Linked DNA regions of Homo sapiens: region 2 is linked to region 1. A link is a contact called in ENCODE Hi-C data. All regions are on one chromosome and are shown on one strand. The core of a region is the stretch at or near the end of the contact, and the rest is flanking DNA. Distances in the headings are between cores, read along the strand shown. Region 1 holds the start of TENM4 (teneurin transmembrane protein 4). Region 2 overlaps TENM4 (teneurin transmembrane protein 4).

Region 1 (4,278 bases), core at 1-2,500:
CCACGTTTATAATCTGTGATGCCTTTATAATCAGCATATGGCAACTGGCTAGACAGTCTCCTCACCACACAGAAGAGTTTTCAAAATAGCCTACCCCTCCTTTCACATTTATGTGAAATTAGCATTGTCACATTTCCTCCTTCATTGACTACTTTAGATCAGAGAGACACACTGTAGCAGAAGATCATGAAGGAAGTTGTCTTAAAGAAGGAAACTAACATAAATTAAGCATCTCATATACACCCAGTGCTTTCTTTCCATTGTTCTCTCTTTTAATCCTCACCAAAACTGGTGAAGTCGGTATCATCCATTTTATAGATGAGAAAACTGAAGCCGGGTAAGGGGAAATGGCTCGCACTAAGTCCTTTAGCCAGCAGGCAGCAGGGCTGGAGTGGGAATTCCTCCAGTCTCTTCCCCAAAGCCCTTCCAAGTTGCCACTCAGTCAAACTACCGCTCTCATCACATAAAAATGCCCTTCTCTTGGAAATGTGCTTGCCATCACGATCCAAACATTCGAGGGACAGAAATCTCTTGGACCGCAATCACTGCTATTTTTTAAGTGATTGTTATCACGACTCAGTAGCTGTTACCATGGTTTTGGGGAAGTTGTCCGAGGAAGGAGGGCCTTTCTTTGGGCATCTTGCATGCCTGAAGAAGGAACTCAAGATCTCAGCTCTTAATTACTCTGATTGTGCTGCAGTAGCAACTTGAAAGAGACCGTCCCTAGAAAAGTGTTGGGGTGGGGGGTGTGGAGTAACATCCAGCGAGCAGGCAGAAGGGAGGCCCTGGGCGCCAGAGAGACCCAGGGAAAGGCGAAGAGGAGGGAGAGGGGACGAGACCGTGCTACGGGGAGCCTGGAGAGAAAGCCAAAGGAGGAGGAAAGAACAAAAGGCAAGAGGAGAGGAAGTACAAGAAAGTCCAGAAAGGAAAAGAGAAAGTTTCAGAAAGGGGAAGAGAAAGCAAGCAAGGAGGGTAAAAGAAGAAAGAGACCAGAAAGATACCGAACTGAGAGAGCTCGGAGAACTCGAGAAAGCAAAGGAGGTAAAAGGAGAGAAGATGGAGAAGGCGGCGGAGAGGAAGGGGGAAGGAGACAGAGGAACCGAGACTGGGGTGAGGGAGCGGCCGCGCGTGGCCCCCGGAGAGGCGCCCATCACCTGCGTGGCGCCCCCCCGCGCCGGAGTGCGGCCCTGCTCCCAGCGCCAGTGCGCCGCGCGGCTCGCCGGCCTCGTAGGATTGGCTACCGCCTCCCATTCATGTAACCTGCGTGTGCGTGTGCGTGTGTGTGTGTGTCTCTCTCTCGCTCGCCCTCTCTTTCTGTGTGTAAGAGAGCGAGGGTGGGGGACGGAGGCAGGCAGGCGAGCAGGCAGGGAGGGGAAGAAGAGAAGGGAAGCTATTAAACACACACACACACACACACACTCACACACGCGCGCGCACACACCCGCCCCAACCCCCCAGAAGCCTCGGGATTGCAGCTGTTTCATGTGGGGCAGCAGTGCTGGCAGGGACGCCGGCCGGGAGCGGCCGGGAGCGGGAGCCGGTCGTGCGCGCGCGGCTGGAGGCTCGCTGGGGCTCCGCTCCCCGCGGGAGCTATTGTTGGTCTCGCTGGAGCTGAGCGCAGAGCCCGGACCTGCTCCTTCCTGGGCGCCCCGCTACGGCTCGCGGAGCAGAGGAGCCGCGCCGCCGAGAGAGAGAGGAGCCACCGGCGCGGCGCCTTGCCTCCCTGCCGCCGTCCTCGCCGCTTCCCCGGCGGTAGCAGCCTGCAGCCACGGTAAGGCGGCGTGATCCGCTCTACGGAAAAGCGCCTTGGGGACCGCGGCGACGCCTCGCCAGCTCCATCGCCCTCTGCACTGCTGGCCCGGGCAGGGTTCGGGTAGCTCACGCGGCTGCCGAGGGCTCCGGGAGATGTTTGCTTGCTCCCCTGGCCCAGGAGGAGGGAGGCTAGGGCGCGGGTGGCCGAAGAGGCAAGCTGTTCTGGAGCCTGGAGCCGCCGCAGCCCCCGGAGCCCGCCGCGGACTGGAGCCTGGGAGCAAGGGTTGGGGGAGGGCAGGGAGGTGGGAAGCGGGTGGGAGGGAGGCGGCGCGCCCCAGGTTCGTCTGCCTCTCCCGGATCCCGTTCCCCGCCCCGGCCCGGTCGCCTGCAGCCCCTCTGCAGACTAGCTCGCCCCAGGCCCCCGTCGGGCGCTGGAGGAGCCCGCGAGGCGGCGCCGGGCTTCAGCGGCTGCAGCCTGCCCTGCGGGGCAAGTGCCGGCTGCAGCAGCCCCGCACGGGCGGTGGTTGGAGCTCAGATCCTGGAGATGCGACCCCAGCTCCTCGCCCTCTGCAACCCGCGGGGCGCCCGCCTCTCCTCACCGGGCGCCCGGCCGCGGTATTGATGTTCGTCTAGGAGCCAACTGAGGCTGCAGCCGCCAGATGGACGCTTGGAGGGCTCCCGGGTGTGAGTGTGACTGTATGACTACTCTCACCCCCAGCTTCGGGAAATGTGCTCTGGGTTGAAATGTGATCACCGAGCTCCTCAGTCATTTTAATTGCCATTTTTAAATGCGGTCGTTACATTGGAGGAGCAGACTGGAAGGTAGTGGGGCGGCGTGTGTGTGTGTGTGTGTGTGTGTGTGTGGACACACACACGCAACCGAGGAATACACAACCAACTACTTGGGTGAAGGGCGGGGGGTTCACCTAGTGAGTCCTTCTTGGCGGGGGGGTCGGGCGAGTTAGCTGCCCGCTGCCCGCCCCTTCTCTGCCTGCCCCCGCCTAGGCGAGGTTGGAAAGTACTGGAAATTCAGCTGCGTGGTCCTTAACTTTGGAAATTGGCTCCGCTTTCAGGGCAAAATGTTAAGGCGATTTATGCACCCGCGTCCATGTGGATGAGTGTATTACTGCTCAGTTGGGTGCAGAGCCCTCAACAGTACCGCGCCAAGCCCCCACCCGATCTCTAACTCCCTCCCACCCCCTAACCGTGGAGAGAGGGTTTATAGAAATGCAGTTATCTGTAAACCATCGACGCAGTGAAAGGGGCGCAGGGAGGCAGCCAGAGTTTTGCCTGAACCTGCATACTGGCTTGGTGTTTGTAGCACACGAGATCACCCCGCTGCTTTGTAGAAGGCGGTGGTGGGGCAAGCTCGGGATTCCAATCGCCGGGGTGGGGGGTGGGGGGAAGAGGGTGCCCATGTACTGAGCTCTGAGGCCGAGTAAGGAGAGAGATCTGCTGAGCGGCATCGCGGGCAATTACATAAGCTGCCTCGGTGATTACCCGGAACTGTGATGCGAGCTCCCGGTTCTCGAAAGACAAGCCTGAAAGTTTGCCTGCTTGGGGAGTGTAAGTACCGGGGCGCCCCCACCCCGGCCTGGGTAGCTAGGATACGCCTCGCACCACGGCGCCCACTTGTGCGATGGGCGTCGGGTGCTGATGCTGCTGTCCCCAAAGAACCGGTTACCGAGGCAGGGACTAAGTGGGGGCATCCGGAATTGATCGCAGAGGAGGAGTCAGTCAGAACTGAGGTTTCATTGGGTCTTCAGAGCTCCAAGTCTTCCCTCGGAGGTGTTGGAAGGCCTTCCAGGGAACGCCGTTTTCAGAAACTGACTTGGTGTCCTGGGGAGCCCCAAAGCCCCTCTTTTCCGCCCTTCCTGGGCGCCCCTCCTTGTCTTTCAAGCCCTGTGCCCTTCACGTGTTTAGAAACCTGCCCGCGGTGCCTGGTCCCCCTTGGAGATGCCCAGGCAGCCCAGCCATCCAGGCCCACGCTGGCGAGGGGTTAGAGGGAGTAGAACGCTGGCTCTGCCGGGCTGCCACCCTTACCTACACCTATTCCTGGTTTCCTGCGCTAGCCCGGCGCTGATGGGGACGGGATGGGGCTGGGGTCGGGTATGGCTTCCGTTCCTTCGCCTCTCGCCTCTGCAGACAGCAGTTTGCTTCTGTTGCGTTTATTCTCCCCGTTTCGCCGCTTCCCTCCAGCGCCGCAGCCTGTGTATCACGTTGATGGGCTTTGATAGAGAAACCACAGTAAGAGTATGCTTTTAAATCTTGATTTTCGTCTGTAGGGGGATAAGCCACCCCAGCCCTGACACAGCCGTGGGGAACGCTGAAGTCTGGGACACATTGGCCCTGAACTCCCTTCCCCCCAGCCCGCAGTCAGGAGATGGTGATGTGCATGGGTGGGGAGTGTTTTGTTTTTGCCACATTCCAGCGTCCTGAAACCTCTCGTCCCCTCCCACTGAAATCCCCGATCTGTCTGAATCTGTTCCTTGCTGTAAAATAAATCCTCCCTCCCGCAGACCTGTG
Region 2 (4,164 bases), core at 1,612-4,111, 270 kb after region 1:
AAGGAGTAAATAATTAGGTGTCAAGTAATTAAAAGTACTATTGAGAAAGAATGCCTTTTAAATAGTTTTTTTAATTGGGTTTTTAATATGACTGACTTGGAAAGTTTCTCTCAGAAGATGGTGTTGATTGACAGACAATATAGTTATTAATAACATGTAGTCAATCTGTTAGGAATATATTAAGTGTTCAGGAGATAGAACATCTGAAAAGAATTGCTAAGGATTCAGGCAACAGATTCAGTGTGGAATGCATCTTTTTCTTGGCAAGGAGTCAGTGGCCATTGAGCAGAACTGGAGTAAATGGAGTGTAGAAGATGGCCCAAGGACCCTGTTGGATCAGCATCTCACTGTTTGGAAATGCAACCACCTTTAATGAGACCAGAAGTCATCAGTTGAATGACTGACCCTATGGGCAGTACATTGAGTAAACAGTTTGTAATCAGAGATTCCCAACAAATATTTTATGAACATCTGAGTAGCACATCTCTAAAACTTGGTTGGGTGATTTATTTATTTATTTATTTTGAGGCAGGGTCTTCCTCTGTCACCCAGGCTGGAGTGCAGTGGTGTGATCACGGCTCACCGCAGCCTCGACCTCCTGGGCTCAGGTGATCCTCCCACCTCTTCCTCCCGAGTAGCTGGGACCACAGGTGTGTGCCACCATTAGTGCCACCCAGCAAATTTTTTAATTTTTTGCAGAGACATGGTCTCCTTGTGTTGCCCAGGCTGGTCTCAAACTCCTGGGCTCAAGTGATCTTCCTGCCTTGGCCTCCCAAAATGCTGGGATTGCAGCCACCACACCCAGCCTGACTATTTTTACAAATATATTTTATTGTGATATTTCCTCATCAGTAAATTATACTTATTTTTTCTTGAAAATTTAGAAACTATAGATATGAGAATGGAAGAAAATTTTAAAAGTAGCTATTACCATACCACACTAAAATAAATACCGTTGAGCTCTGTAAATATACACACAAGTTTGCCTTTAATTTCTAAAAATAGGACTGCATTCCACATTAAATTTTGTGATCTTCTTTTTCATTTAACAACATATAGTCTACCTTTCCATGTCATTAAATATTCATCTCTTAGGCTTATTTTGTAAGGCTGCATTGTATTGCGTCCTGTGGAATGCCAGAGTTTATTCCCATTTCTCTAGCTGTTAGACATTTAGATTGTTTCCTCCTTTTATTTATTCTTCTATTCAATACTACAATGAGTACCCAGCACTGATATTCAGTTGGCATTGACATATTAATACAACCTGCCCCACTTCAACTAGTGAGTGCCCATACCAGTCATTAAATGTTTTTACTATCACCCGTGGAAAAAATTTTATATAAATCCATGGCTTGCTTGGGATATTTTTTAGAATTATTATAATTTCTCAGCTATAGGCATTGGACATTTTTACAGGTTTTTGCTATACTTTGGCAAATTAACCTCTAAAAAACCTGTACTAGTTAACACCAGGTTTGACGGTCCAATATGCCCTGCTGAACTCAAACTTTCTAGGGTATTTGTTCAAGAAGTCTGATGGGGACAGCAAAGAAAGAAATAGAGCTCTATTTGAAGTCAAATAAAGACAGATGTATAGATAGAGATATTGATATAGAGATAGATAGTATATTACTTAGGATCCTGGCAAGAAACAGTGGCATTGTCATATGGGGTAGCTGAGGAGAGTGTAGTGAAGGGATTATTTTAAAAGTATGAGCAGGATTAAGGACAACCACTAAGGTTGGCAAAGTACCCTGAGGCTAACAACAGCTGGGAGCTGTCACTCCTAGACCTGATGAGCAAGGTGAAGGAGAAGTTCCTGCAACTTAGAGAGAGGTGTAGCAATATGATAGCTGTAGCAAAAGGCTGCCCAAAGGAGTCGTGCCTTCCTACATAGCAACACAGCAATTTCCCAGCAGGGAGGTCATCTGGAGAATAGAAACCCTAACCTCATTCTTCTCCCAACCTCCTCACACCTCCTGCCAGAGTCTCCCATTGGCTGAACCCAGCTGCAAGCCAGAGAGAGCCCAGTTGACCCAGTGGTTAAAGAGCAGCCTTGCAGGGCACAGAACAGGCTGGAAAAGGAGAGCAGTGGATCTGGAAGAGCCGATGAAAGACATGCACTAGGCACAGCTGTAGCTGTAAGCACAGGCATCGATTTTTTCATTTTAAATCAGTCTGAAGACAAAGGGAAGAATGGGTTGAAGAAAAAAAAATTAAAGATAGTGAGGAAACAAAATCAAAATTCCAGCCCAGTCTTTCACTTGCTGTAGGGGTATCTGAGACATAGGGAGGTATGAGTCAGTACATCTCTCCCCCGAGAGCATCATGTACAACGTTTCACCTTTGCCACCTCTTGCAAACCCCTCCCAGCAGAGTGTTGGTTTTTAGAAGCACCCGGGCAAAGAACAGACAAAGGGAGGATAAGCTGTGGGGGCGGGGAGACCAAGGTAGTCTTATGTAACTTACATCTTTATGAAAACTCATTTTGCTTTTATTTTAAGAAGTGCTATTTATGAATTCCCCAGGGGGTTAAAAAGCTTAAGAGATGGGTTTTTTATGTGATGTCAATAGAAAAATCTCTAAACTCCTGGAATAAATGATGCTTTTGTTTTGGCTTTCTGTTTTTCAAAAAGGCCATCTGTTTTCATAAACATAAATGAGACTCTCTAGCCACCTTTTCCCTTATAACCCTCTGTCTCTTTGCACAAATGACAACATTCCCTTCGTGATTCATTCCTGAAGACATTCTTCTGGGCTAAATGCGGCTGCTAAATTTGTACTTCAGTTTTCACTGTGAGTCCCACATGATCCTTGCTCAGGCGGCAACTGCACTATTACAGCTTTCACTTCTCGAGTCCCAGATTGCTATACCCTTGGGTTGCCAGCAGCTCTGCACCAGGCTTTATGCAACTGGCTTCTCCTGTTTTGCAAGGGTATCTGAGGTCTTTGAGGCAGCCCAATAAGTAGCAACCCTTCTCTACCTAAGTCCTAAGCGTGTTGAGAAATAAATGGAAGATAGCAGATGAAAGCTAAAATACCATGTTTATTATTGATAATGAATAATTTAGCTTAGTGTAACAGCTAAATAGGCTTGATAATTGGACCCAGAATTAGGCAGACTGACCCACCTGGTGATAGGCCACGTTGGATGAGGCAGAGGATAAGCCAGCTCCTGGAGGAACATAAAAAAAAGTTGCCAACTGCCAAGAAGAAGAAAATTGAGACTCAACCGAGAATAACCATATTCTTCCTCAGTTTACCATTCATGTAACTCATACCACTACCTGTGACCAAAGGGGCAAGATGGCTCACAAGAACACTAATGGGGCTCCCTTCCCATGGAAATAACTATCAGGAATAAAGATGAAGTTTTCCTTCCAACGGTGACATAAGTGTGACAGAAGCTAAAAATGTGCCTTGACTGAGCCTGGTCGATAAAATGTACTCAATAAATACATGTCGACTGTGTGTTCATTTATTTAACAAATACTTATTGAACAAAGTTAGGGCCAAAATAAGTTTAGTTTTTGATTCTTGGTACAGTAGAGAGCTGCTAGAAAATTCTGAGCAAGGAAAAGATATGATGAGATTTACATTTTGGAAAAATTACTCTGATTGCTTCTTGAATAATGGATTATAAGAAGGACAAGTATGAAAATGGAGAGACGAGGGCCAGGCACGGTGGCTCACGCCTGTAATCCCAGCACTTTGGGAGGCCGAGGCAGGCGAATCAGTTGAGGTCAGGAGTTGCAGACCAGCCTGGCCAACACGGAGAAACTCCGTCTCTACTAAAAATACAAAAAATTTAGCTGGGCGTGGTGGTGCACACTTGTAATCCCAGCTACTCTGAAGGTTGAGGCAGAGGTTGCAGTGAGCCAAGATCACACCACAACACTCCAGCCTGGGTGACAGATAGAGACCCTGACTCAAAAAAAAAAAAAAAAGGAACAGAAAAGATGAATTAGAACACTCCTGCTGTTGTCTAAGCAAGAATTGATGATGCCTAAGTCAGGGATGAAATCAGAGAAGGACACAAAGGAGAAGGCCACGTGGGATATAACTTGCAGATAGGGTTAGCAGGATTTGCTGATGGATTGGAGTTGGGGAGGAACATGGTCTGTGAGGGAAAGCAAAGAATTGAGAATGACCTATGTTTTT

The links. A loop is a pair of places that touch in the nucleus more often than their neighbours do. Pooled maps may share reads with other maps.
Region 2: a map of ascending aorta shows a loop between it and region 1 (1.9-fold over the local background). The contact joins the enhancer-like site here to the promoter of TENM4 in region 1. A Hi-C loop is called at or near these places in 3 of 168 maps with a recorded cell type or tissue (ascending aorta, chondrocyte and ovary) and 2 of 50 pooled maps.

What each region holds. Positions count from the first base shown.
Region 1 is chr11:79,438,002-79,442,279 of GRCh38, reverse strand. TENM4 (teneurin transmembrane protein 4) reads left to right here and starts at 1,250. Exons shown (of 34, transcript NM_001098816.3): 1 at 1,250-1,771. RefSeq lists silencers at 1,122-1,291, 1,552-1,661.
Region 2 is chr11:79,172,453-79,176,616 of GRCh38, reverse strand. The region is part of intron 3 of TENM4 (teneurin transmembrane protein 4); the gene reads left to right. Among named protein-coding and RNA genes, the nearest start is that of TENM4-AS1, 81 kb to the right of the region's middle. Within about 2 kb of position 2,861, at least 4 of the 41 ENCODE cell types and tissues checked have a DNase peak (open chromatin) inside an H3K27ac peak, as active enhancers do; they include ascending aorta, where a contact is called at or near this core.